Regions from separate parts of the Homo sapiens genome. Here region 1 is linked to region 2. A link is a contact called in ENCODE Hi-C or POLR2A ChIA-PET data. All regions are on one chromosome and are shown on one strand. The core of a region is the stretch at or near the end of the contact, and the rest is flanking DNA. Distances in the headings are between cores, read along the strand shown. Region 1 overlaps NAV1 (neuron navigator 1). Region 2 holds the start of NAV1 (neuron navigator 1).

Region 1 (5,813 bases), core at 940-3,439, 230 kb after region 2:
AAAAATAAGACTGAGGGAAAAAATAGTCAATAGAAGCAGATCCACAGATGAGCCATATGTTGAAACTAACAGACAAGGATTGTAAAATCCTTTTTATAAATATGTTTAAGGATCCAGTAGAAAAGGTGAATTACATTTTTGTATAGATAGGGAATTTCAGCAGAGTACTGAAAGTTCTAAAAAGAGAATGTTAATAAATTCCCCCAACCCCAAAGCAAGGATTACATTTATAAACAAATTACTAGTTATTCTTGGAGAATATATAAATAGCAGCTCCAAAATCTTAACCTTTTTCCTGAAGTTATGCATTCTTGTTTTCATATAAGCAATGAGTGAGTGCCCACTGTATACAAGATATTGTATGAGGGGTACGAAGAAGCATAAGATTTAATCCTAACCTTCAGGGAAATATAGTCTAGTGAAAAGATGTGTGGACATAACTATTTCAAGGCAGACCACTCTAACAGAAGTATAGATATGTCTGTAGAAACATAAAAGAGAATGGGATTTTTCTGGCAAGGAGGATCATGGAAAGCCTCATGGAAGACTTGGCATTTGATCTGGAAATGGAAAATGCCTATGTGAAATATGAACAGATAGGGCTTATGTCCACTGATGTCAGATCCCTGGGATAATGCCAGGACTCCAGAGACTTCAGCAGCACACAGATCACTGCATAGTGGTGTGAGGACCGGCTCCTCATGCAGGTCTGTATTTCTAAAAGGAAATTAGGCAAGACAGCTGGTCACCTAATAGGAATCCTGGGGAACATAGGAAGTAGGAGTGGGATGGGAGTGGAGAAAAGTGGATAAAGCATTATGTTTATCAGTATTGTAACATGGTAAAGTCATATTTCTGGATTTTATTGGAGATGAAATCATTCCTTCCTCTGTATTGCTTTATGTATGTTGTCTATACCTCTGTCATGGATTTATTTCATTTATACACCTTTCTCCATCCTTGGGTTATACGCTCATTCTGGATAGCCACTTATTTTGAATGCCCATAGCAACTGATACCATGCATTATAAATACTAGGAGCTTGGGCCGGGCACAGTGGCTCATGCCTATAATCCCAGCACTTTGGGAGGCCAAGGCGGGTGGATCACGAGGTCAGGAGATCGAGACCATCCTGGCTAACACGGTGAAACCCCGTCTCTACTAAAAATACAAAAAATTGGCCGGGCGTGGTGGCGGGTGCTTGTAGTCCTAGCTACTTGGGAGGCTGAGGCAGGAGAATGGCATGAACCTGGGAGGCGGAGCTTGCAGTGAGCCGAGATCATGCCACTGTACTCCAGCCTGGGCGACAGAGCAAGATTCCATCTCAAAAAAAAAAAAAAAAATACTAGGAGCTTGATGACTGTTTGCTCAATTGAAGTTGAATTTAACCCTAGGCAGAGTTTATAGGGATTAAACTCAGGTAGTCTGGCTCCAACATCTGTGCTCTTAATCACTATACTACATTAATGATGGCTCATGAATAATCTTGATAAATGGGCTGTAGAATGTTTTTTAAAAAATACACAGAGACAGGGTCTCACTATGTTGCCCAGGCTGGTCTCAAACTCCTGGCCTTAAGCAATCCTCCCTCCTCAGCCTCCCAAAGTGCTACGATTACTGGTGTAAACCATCATGCCCAGCCAGGCTGCAGAATTTTTATTTTATCATGTCAGTAACAGAGAGCTAATGAAGGTTTTGCTAAGTGCCACACTTTTGGGTGATTAGGCTTCTGATTATATTCAGTGCATGTTAGAGGGAGGGAGGAGTAGAACTGATAAGAAGTCTTTCACAGTGGCTCAAGTGAGAGGACATTAGGCTCTGAACCAGAGCAAAGGCAGGGGAAAGTTAAAGGAAGAGACAGATTTGAAAGGAAAGTGGTAATACAATCAATGATGTGTTACAGTCTTGATGAGGAGGGGGAGGAAAAAGGAGTTGAAGACATACCTAAGTTTTTGATAGAGCAATGAGGGGAAAAGGTGATGCTTTTTAGTGGAAATAGGGAATGAGACGTGTAAATTTTGGAGGGTAGACTAGATGATATGAGGAGAATAGTAAGTGGGAAAATAAGTATCCCATGGAGAAAGTTCTTTAATTTACCTCTATAATCTGTTATAGCTCCCTTGAAATATCCGTTGACAAGGTTCTTCATCTTCATTGTCCTGTTATATCTGACTCAATCTCTCATATGCTCATTCAGACTCATTTCCTCTCTGTTCTGGGGGTAGATGAAAATGACAAAGTGCCATTGTTCTTATAAGAACTCGCCCCAAATAAAAACTTTTGACACCATTTCTGTCGTACATCAGTAGCCTGTTGGTGGTTGTTTGGATTTGTAGATTAGATTATACAGGGTTATTGAGGTCTCTGCATTCTTTGTTGTTTTCACCTCCTCGTGAATTTAGGCCTAGCTTGTTGTTGCCCAGCTCTCTTTTCTGTACTTGAGATCTATGTGAGAAACAAATATAAAGAGAAATGGGAGGGAGACAGCAAAATCCAGCTTAGAGTGAGCAAAGAAATTCTTTCTGCCAAACAACAGATGCAGTAGCCCTGCATAACTCTGAGCCCTGTCCTCTTTACTTTATTCTTTTTGATGCCATATTTAAGCTGCCTTCCTTTCTCCCTGCTATCTTGAGTGACCAGGCAGTTGCTTTGCAGTACTCTGACTGATGAACTGTAAAATTTGCAAACTCTTCTAAAGACATTCTATTCTTACACCTCAACCAGTCATATGTTTCAGGATGGACAGTGTCCATCCAGCCTTTTTTCTCCCACAGCTCTTGAGTCTTCAAAAAAAATCATCTAGCCCAGGTGCAATGGCTCATGCCTGTAATTCCAGCTCTTTGGGAGGCTGAGGCAAGAGGATCACTTGAACCCAGGAGTTCATGACCAGCCCGGGCAACATAGCAAGACCCCATCTCAAAAAAAATATTATCTAGATGGTTTCTTCTGCCTCTGTGTAATTTGACTTTGGAACTCCAAAGCTAATGTCTCGTCACCTCTCTCTACTCAAAGGCTACCCATCAGGATATCTTATCCAAAAGAGTCACTTAGGATATATTTCACATATTTCACAACTACCACAAAAGTTAAATGAAAATAAAGCGTTTTTCTTTTCATAAGTCATAAAACCACAAAGACAAAGAATAGGAGAAGAAAGAGATAATAGTGATGAGATCATGGGAAGCTGGAAATCAGACTGGCAAGTATGAACTGGTGGATCAGACTTAAAGTCGAATCCTGAGCCAGCAGTGGAGGAAGTGGGGCAGCAACTCAATTTGCACCCCAGAATCCTCAAAAAGCTTCATAATTGGTGGCATCAGGTAGGTTTAATAGGGGAAGAGGTAAGTCTAAAAACAAGAGGACTGGTTGAAAATTTATAGAAAAAACACTTAGACTCTCAGATTCTCCCCTCCATTCCCCTCCATCTGCTCCCAAAGGGGGAGCCCTTTCCCTCCATTAACAGAAGACTGGAGACATTTTCTGGAGAGAGTAAAACAGGTAGTCTCTGGACTGGTGGACTCCTGACACAAGTGAGGGCATAGATTTTAAACTAAAACAAGGGAGAGGGGAATAAATAAAACTTTGCATATTGAATGTTGAAAGCTCCAGGCTCTTCTCTAACTCAGCTCGTAGAATGCTGGTCTTACATGCTGCAGGCTGGAGTTTGGAAGACTCACCTCTAGGAAATCTGACCAACCCATGAGAAAAAACTTAAATGAATCAGTCCAATCTCATCTCCCTATACTGAAGCCATAGTTGACAAGTCCTACTGCATGTGCACAAAGGTTCTCAATAACTTATAATGAGTGTCCCAGTCTTCCATATAAGCAAACAGCCAAGCTTCATCACACATCTCAGAAGGTCTATAACACGAAGTCCCGCCAGTACAAACAGAACAAAGCAACTTGGAACCAGAAACTATGCAAGGACATTGGAAACCTGCCCCTCCAAATGAATGAGTGAATGAATGTCTCCGAGAGTTGAAAAAGAGATTGTATCCTTGAAAGAAAGAACAGTATGCTGTTTAAAATTTTTTAAAGAAGCCTTGGAAATTTAAAATATGGTAGAAGCCTGGGCGCAGTGGCTCGCAACTGTAATCCCAGCACTTTGGGAGGCTGAGGAGGGAAGATTGCTTGAAGCCAGGAGTTTGAGACCAGCCTGAACAACATAGTGAGACCCTGGCTCTACAAAAATTTTAAAGTTAGCTGGGCATGGTAGCACACGCCTATAATCCCAGCTACTCGGGAAACTGAAGCAGAAAGATCACTTGAGCCCAGGAGTTTGAGGCTGCAGTGAACTATGGTGCATCACCACACTCTAGCCTGGGTAAGAATACAAGATCCCGTCTCTAAAATATACATATACATATATACAATACCCATACATACATTTATGTGTATATATATGTATGTCTATATATTTATATGTGTGTGTACCTATATATGTATGTGTGATAGAAGAAATGAAAAACTTAATAGAAAGGATGGAAGATAAAATTGAGGCCATTGCTCAAAAAGTAGAGTTTAGCAGCCAGGCTGGCTCAAGCCAGTAATCCCAGCACTTTGGGAGCCCCAGGTGGGAGGATCACTTGAGACCAGCCTGGGCAACATAAGGAGACCCTGACTCTACAAAAAAAAAAAAAAAAAAAAAAAAGTTCGGGCATGGTGGTTCACGCCTATAATCCCAGCACTTTGGGAGGCTTAGGCAGGCAGATGACGAGGTCAAGAGATCGAGACCATTCTGGCTAACACGGTGAAACCCCATCTCTACTAAATATACAAAAAATTAGCCAGGCATGGCAGCACGCGCCTGTAGTCTCAGCTACTCAGGAGGTTGAGGCAGGAGAATCGCTTGAACCCAGGGGACGGAGGTTGCAGTGAGCCCAGATTGCACCACTGCACTCTAGCCTGGGTGACAGAGCAAGACTCCATCTCAAAAAAAAAAAAAAAAGAGTTGTTTTTTTTTAAAGGTACTAGAAAATAAGAGAGAAATGTAGAAAATCAGCCAAAAAATCTGTTAACTGAATTACAAATACTCTAGAAGAGAGAACTGAAAAATGAAGAGAAAATCATCAAAAAATTTTTGATAAAATTTCTCAAAACTGAAGGTAATGAGTGTGTAGATTCAAAGCATCCGGTAAAGTACCCAATACGATGGATAAAAAATAACTCCCACACCAAGGCACATCATTAGCGATGTTTCAGTGCACAAGAAGATGCTAAAAGTTCCAGAGGGGAGACAAAAAAAAACAGGTCACATACAAGGACAAAGAATCAGAAGGGCAACAATAGAAACAGACATAGAACAATGCCTTTAGATTCTGAAAGAAGATATTTTCAGCTTAGAATTCTGTGGCTACCCAAAATCTCACATGTAAAGATGGAATAAAGACATTTTATGACATGTAAGGTCTTACGAAGTTTACTTCCAAAGCACCCCTTTTCAGAAACCTACTGGAAGAGGTACTTCACTGAAACAAGGAGTAAAACAACAAAGAGGAAGACTGAGATTCCAGTTTAAGTCAGGTATAGAGAATCGCCAGGATAATGAAGTGTGGTCGCATAATGTCAACTATTCAGCAGATCCAGAGAGCAAACAGCTAGAAGATATATGCATAGGGATATTTTTGAAGGATGCACAGAAAACTGTTAATAATAGTTACCTTAGAAGTAAAAATGGGAGGGCAAAAAAGGAGCACTTTTCCTTTTTCCTTTATATAATATCTGGATCCTTATTAGAGCATGTACTATTTCTTTTGTTTTGTTTGTAGTGACAGAGGTCTTGCTTTGTTGCCCAGGCTGGTCTTGAACACC
Region 2 (5,898 bases), core at 662-3,161:
CCATTCTGGGTAGCACCCAAGGAATGACATCATCCCAGCATTACCAATGTGGATGGGGGCTATGCATCCAGCCTCACAATGGGTCAAGGAGTCATTTCACCTTCTGATAGTCATTTGCATACCTACTGTGTGGTCCTTGGTCCCTGGGGTCCCACCTTTTGAGCTCTCAAGAAAGGACAGTGCTTCTTCTTAAAGGACTAGGCTCCCCTTTGCAGGACTGGGAAGAGCACAAAAGGATTCTAGCTAGCACATCATTGAATGCCAAACTGGGCGCAGAGTTACATCTCCAAGAGTTAGATCTCCAAGAGTTAGATCTCCAAGAGTTAGTTACTCCAAGATCAAAGTAACAGCTAATGTTCACTGAGCATTTACTATGTGCCAAGCACTATTCTAAGTGTGTCACCTATAGTATCGCATTTAATCCTCCCAACACTCTTAGGAGATAGGAACCATTATTATCCCATTTTACAGATAAAGAAACTGAGGTAGCTAGAGGTTAAAGAGTTCAGTAAGTTCCCATGGCTAAAAAATCATTGATCCAGGATTTGAACTCATGCAGTCTGCCTTAAGAGCCCACACTTCTAGTCTTTATACAGAGGGTAAGGGTGTCACTCTGCAGTCCACCCCCTTATCCCGCGCCAAAAGGCAGTTCACTCCCTTCATGGACAAAAATCATACAACAAATCTTTTTCCCTGATCAGTTGGGAACTTCTTGAATGTCACTGCTTGTCCATTGTCTGGTGTCTCATCTCTCCAAATTCAAAGCCACTGTGGCCTTACTGACTGTGTGGGGCGTTCAGGGAGGACTCAAGGGCTCTCATCCTGACTCTGCTCACACTGATTTTGCTGGCAAAGAGCTGTGAGACCTCCCAGGGAGTAGGCAGTTTTGCTTTCTATCCATCAGTCCTCCAACTTGCAACCCCATGGCCCTGGGAATAGATCAGTCCTCTTATTTGTTGGCAGGAGCAGGGGAATCTGCTGGGTCCTTGGCCACAGCTACTCCCTTTCCAAAGCCTGCTTCAAAGCTCAGGTCATCTGGCTTCCTTCTGCCTTCTTCCTGCAGACCCTGGAAGTCCCCAAGCCAGGAGGCAGGGGGCTTGCACTGCTTCTGCAGTAGGTTCTGGCTGAGGGCCTTCCTCCCATTCACTCTCCTCAGGTCCTGTCATTTCCTCTCTCCTCTTCTTCCCCCTCCTCCCACTCCCAAGTCCCTGGAAGAAGGAGGAGGGGCATCGGCTGTCTGGAAGGTGGGGAGAAGTCACTTATTTTACTGAGCACCTACTATTTGCGGGGCACTTGCGGGGCCTCCCCCTCCTCTAAGACAGCTCAGACAGCATGACAGTTCAGTGGGGTGGAGAAAGAAAGGAGGTGGGTGCCCGGGGTCAGAAGTCGGGTGGAGAGGCTGGCCCATCCATCTGTCCCCTTCTCCTAAAGAACTGCGGCTGAACCAGCGAGCGGTACCCGGACGACATGTGGGGGAGGGAGGAAACCCGGCCTGGAAGTGGCGGTGGCGGGTCCCCGGGCAAAGGAAAGGCTCAATTGTGCAAAGGCTTCCTGCCCTGCCAGCTCGCGGGTCCGCCACCGAGCAGCCGCCTTTCTGCGGCCAGCCTGGGAGGCGGGACGGGAAGGCGAAGGCAGCAAAGGGTTACGGGAATAGCTTTCCAATGACAAAGTCTGGAAGGGACCCATGCCTCCGCCCCTCTGCGGGTTAAACTGGCACAGTGCAGGGGGAGGAAAGCCAGGGCGATCGGACGGATTCTCTCCTCCTGCCCGCCCCCCGGCCGCCAGGCACTCCCCTCCTGGGCCCGCCGTGGAGGCAGCCGGCGTGTGCCTGGGGCAGCGGGTCACGAGGCTCCGCCCCGGCCGCCGTTCCCGAGGGGACGGCACTTTGTTCAGGATGCCGCCTCCCTCCTCATTGTGGGGCCGGGGCCGGCGGCTGCCCTAGTGCGGGGCCCGAGGCTGGAGTGCGCGGCGGACGCCAAGCCTGGTGCGAGGGGCCGAGGCGGCCTGGGGAGCCCCGGGAAACTTTGTGCTCGCGAGAAGCGGACCCCGCACCCGCGCTGCCCTTGGGGATGCGCGACTCTGCGCGGCTGCGGCGCGGACCCGGAGCCCGGGCGGGCAGGCGCTCCGGTGAGTGGCCGGCGCGGGGCGGTCGCGCGGTCGCGGCGCTGAGGGTCTGGCGCTTCCCGTTTTGCGAGGCTTGGCTGGCAGGTCCTGCGAGGCCGAGACCAAGTCTCGGGGTAGGGGAGGTTGGTGCCCGAGGGAGGCTGTGGGCTGGGCTCGGGAGAGGCGCTGGAATAAATAACAACCAAGATGCTCGCGGCTTCCCGGGAAGGTGTGTGCCCTTTCGACCCCTATGGGACTGACTGCGCGTTTGATTCTAGAGTTGACTCTCCGGGGGGGCTGCCTAACTTCAGTCCCTCTGAGCCTCAGTTTCCTTGTTGTGAAATACCCACAATTTAAAGTGCGTTGAGATCTTATCATGAGACACCAGGTGCTGCGTTCTTATACTCGCACCCACACGGCAAGCACACACCCTACCCGCACCTCTGCCTTTCGTTGAAGCAAGAGTTAACTCCTCCCATCCCAGCAGGAGCCAGAGGAACAGCTGGGGCAGGTGACCTCGCGGGCCGTTCCAGAAAACGTTCCCCGCACCCCCGGGATGCGCCGGGAAGCGCCCTCCCGCCAATCTCCCGGAGGCCGTCCTCTCTGGCGCCCGCCCAGTGCGTCTGGGAGCGGAGAAAGTGGTCCCGGAGGAGAGGGGAGAGAGGAGAACGCAGAAATTGGGTGATCACGGGGAGCTCACCTGAGCGCTCCCGAGGCTTGGGCTCTGGTCCCTGCTAATCCCCAGAGCCGATAAAAACTGGTCATAGGATAAAGAAGCAGCTAAGTTTGCAGCGGGCAGAGGGGAGGCAGGAACTGGAGAGGACGCGAGTGGCGGGTGGCGGGGGCGGTGTGTAGGGGTGACGTCCACCCGGCAGAGAGGGTTCCTTGTCCCCTGGAGCCGAACACAGGAAAATCAGCTGGTGAGTCAATGGGACTTTGTTAGGATAGTCACAGGGCGCAGCTGGCGCCGGCTTAAGGGAAGAGCTGGATCCCCCCTTGATAACATGCTGTTTATCTGGCTTCCTGTTTCAATGATTGGGATACCATTGGCTCGTTCAAATTCAATGCTGAGAAGCCTGTGGGCACGTTCGTTCACTGTGCAAAAGCAGAGGGCTTGCCTGGGTTTTCATCTGTGGGCTAGCTCTTGTTCCCCCTACATGAAGTCCCCGGCAACTCACTTGTAATGGGACTGGAGACTTCGCAAAAAGAATGGCCTCCCCAGGAGGAGGATCTGACGATCTGACACTGCAGAGACCTTGGCTTCCTTTAGGCCAGAGATATATATGATTCCAGCTTGCTTATGACATTTTTTTAAATCCTGCTTTGACTTTTTGTTGGTGTGTCTTTGGGATTGACCTAAGAAGGGAGACAGAGGGAACAGCTCTATGGATTTTGTCTTCTAAGATGAGCTTCCTAGTAGTATGTGCTTTCACCATCAGTTTTTAGGGGAAGTTTTCAATCATCAGTTTGTAGTTCTCTATCTGGCTGTGTTGCTAACCACCTGGATGATCAGAGAGCAAATAATTCCTCATGTCTCTGTCCTGGTTTTCACTTCTGTAAAGTGGAGCCAGGAAAAAATCGCTACGGTTGGAAGAATAAAGAAGGTTTTTCAGATTTGGGCTCCAGCCCCTAGGGTCTATTTCCTGAACTTTCCAGGTGAAAGAGAACACCAGGTGAAAGAGAACACCATTTCCGGGTGAAAGAGAACAGCCCCTGATCTGAACTTCTTCAGCAGTTTATCTGATTTCCCTTGGGGCAGGTCTCACATTCTGCTTTGCATTTTTTGTTTTTGTTGATTGTCAGTGTGCCATGCTTTGTATTTTAGATATTTGGGTGTTTGTGCACATGCCTATCTTCCTGTGAGTACCTTCCAGCCAAACACCCTATCTGACCACCCACAACACTCAGCACACAGTAGGCACTTTATAGATGCTTGCCAAACTAATAGAATTGGGGAGAAAAACTAAGTAGCATTCAAAGGCCTCCTATCTCATTTAAGTGCCATTTATTCATTCTTTGGGAGTTAATTTGCTCCCCCAGACCCCCTCTACTTCTTTTTCCCTCAAAAGCAGTTCATAAAAATGTTGATTTGCCCATGGGTAAGTAGGCAAGCTTTGAATATTTGGGCTTTTTCTGGGATCTGGCTTCTTTGATAAACCTTGGCCTGGGGAAACTGAAAACAAGAATGCTGTTTTGGCCAGGTGCGGTGGCTCATGCCCGTAAGAGGGGCGGATCACCTGAGGTCAGGAGTTCGAGACCAGCCTGGACAACGTGGTGAAACCCTGTCTCAACTAGAAATATGAAAATTAGCCGGGTGTGGTGGCAGGTGCCTGTAATCCCAGCTACTCGTGAGGCTGAGACAGGAGAATTGCTTGAACCCGGGAGGCAGAGGTTGCAGTAAGCCGAGATCATGCCATTGCACTCCAGCCTGGGGGCCAAGAGTGAAACTCCATCTTTTTTTTAAAGGAGTGCTGTTTTTCCTTTCTTGCCTAATCTAGCCCCCTCCTGAGTCCCTGTGAACCTCTGGTATCAACTCAGTTTGGGCCCAGTAGAAAGGAGTGGCCTAGAATAGAAAAATCTCCTATCCATCTTTTACAATTTGTCTCTATTTTTGCCTTCCTATTTCCAATCAGTGTCACTTCCCTCTTCTTTTAAAGTTCTTTTGACTTCTTGAAGGGTTTGGCCTTTAAGAAAAACCAGAATGTCAAAGTTAAAAGGATCTCCACTCCTCCCAACCCCTGCTCTTCTCCCCTTTACAGGCAAGAATCAAGGCCCACTGAAGGGAAGGGATGGGCTCAGAGCTACACAACTGGGGTACTGCAGAAGCCCGCCTAGAATGCAGGGCTCCTGGCTTTCAGTTTAGGGCTCATTCCCTTTCAGCAAATCACTGGGAATTTTTATCTTCCTAGCGTTTCCATCTCAGCAGATGTTACTTACCTCTTAGCTAGAGAGAGGAACAGAAACATATTAGGGTCAAGACAGCTATCTCTGTGATGGAAGCATCTATCAACTTTTCGAGTCTCTGGAACATGGAGAGCTAAGAAATGTGGCAATACTTGGCAAACACTTCGTCTTTCTGGCCCCTAGTCACACACAAAAAATAATAATTAAAAACACTTTTAGTTCCTTCTTCAACTTAAAAATACCCCTCCAACTAGTCTAGCGAAAAACACCCTCCACAGTAAACCGTTTCCTGGGCCTCATCTGTTCCCTTAACCTCCTGGGAAGGCTGACTCAGGCCTGATTTCCTCCGAGAGGCCTGCGATTTTGCTTCCCAGCATCCTGTGACTCTTGAGACGTGAAGCGAGGCAGGATGGCTGAGACCCAGGCCACTCTGACCTGCCTGTGGATGTGGTTCAGGTTCTTACACATGTCCTGTGCAGTTCACACTACCACCCCATCAAATCTATTTGCTCTACTTAATTTTAATATGAGATGCACTAATATGCATATAAAATTAAAGGCTCTGATGCATGTGCCTCTGCCAAGGACCGTTACTAACAAGATGATTCCACTTCAAAAGACTGCAAGACTGTTCTGATATCCAATCCTCAGATGCTCTGAAAGCTTTCATAAATGGAATTGTTTCTTAATTTCCTTTTTGGCTTGTGTATTACTGGTGTGTAGAAACACAGCTGATTTTTGTGTGTTGATCTTGTCCCTTGCAATTTTGCTGAATTTATTAGCTCTAGTAGCTTTTTTGTTTCTGGATTCTTTGGGATTTTCTATACATAGGATCATGTCAACTGTGAATAGAAATAGTTTTACGTCTTTCTTTCCAATTTGAATGATTTT

The links. A loop is a pair of places that touch in the nucleus more often than their neighbours do. ChIA-PET counts read pairs that join two places held with the same protein, here RNA polymerase II (POLR2A). Pooled maps may share reads with other maps.
Region 1: POLR2A ChIA-PET joins it to region 2 with 11 read pairs in AG04449. The contact joins the enhancer-like site here to the promoter of NAV1 in region 2. A Hi-C loop is called at or near these places in 10 of 168 maps with a recorded cell type or tissue (IMR-90, Jurkat, K562 and 6 more) and 1 of 50 pooled maps. POLR2A ChIA-PET finds 5 or more read pairs at or near these places in 3 of 52 experiments (AG04449, Panc1 and endothelial cell of umbilical vein).

Annotation. Positions count from the first base shown.
Region 1 is chr1:201,771,707-201,777,519 of GRCh38, forward strand. All of the region lies in intron 7 of NAV1 (neuron navigator 1), which reads left to right. All of the region lies in intron 2 of IPO9-AS1 (IPO9 antisense RNA 1), which reads right to left. LOC124904483 (a long non-coding RNA gene) reads right to left here. Exons shown (of 2, transcript XR_007066790.1): 1 at 1-5,813. Among named protein-coding and RNA genes, the nearest start is that of MIR1231, 34 kb to the right of the region's middle. Within about 2 kb of position 2,190, at least 2 of the 41 ENCODE cell types and tissues checked have a DNase peak (open chromatin) inside an H3K27ac peak, as active enhancers do; they include endothelial cell of umbilical vein and mammary epithelial cell, where a contact is called at or near this core.
Region 2 is chr1:201,537,216-201,543,113 of GRCh38, forward strand. NAV1 (neuron navigator 1) reads left to right here and starts at 1,912. Exons shown (of 34, transcript NM_001389617.1): 1 at 1,912-2,127. LOC124904484 (a long non-coding RNA gene) reads right to left here and starts at 2,930. Exons shown (of 2, transcript XR_007066793.1): 1 at 2,804-2,930.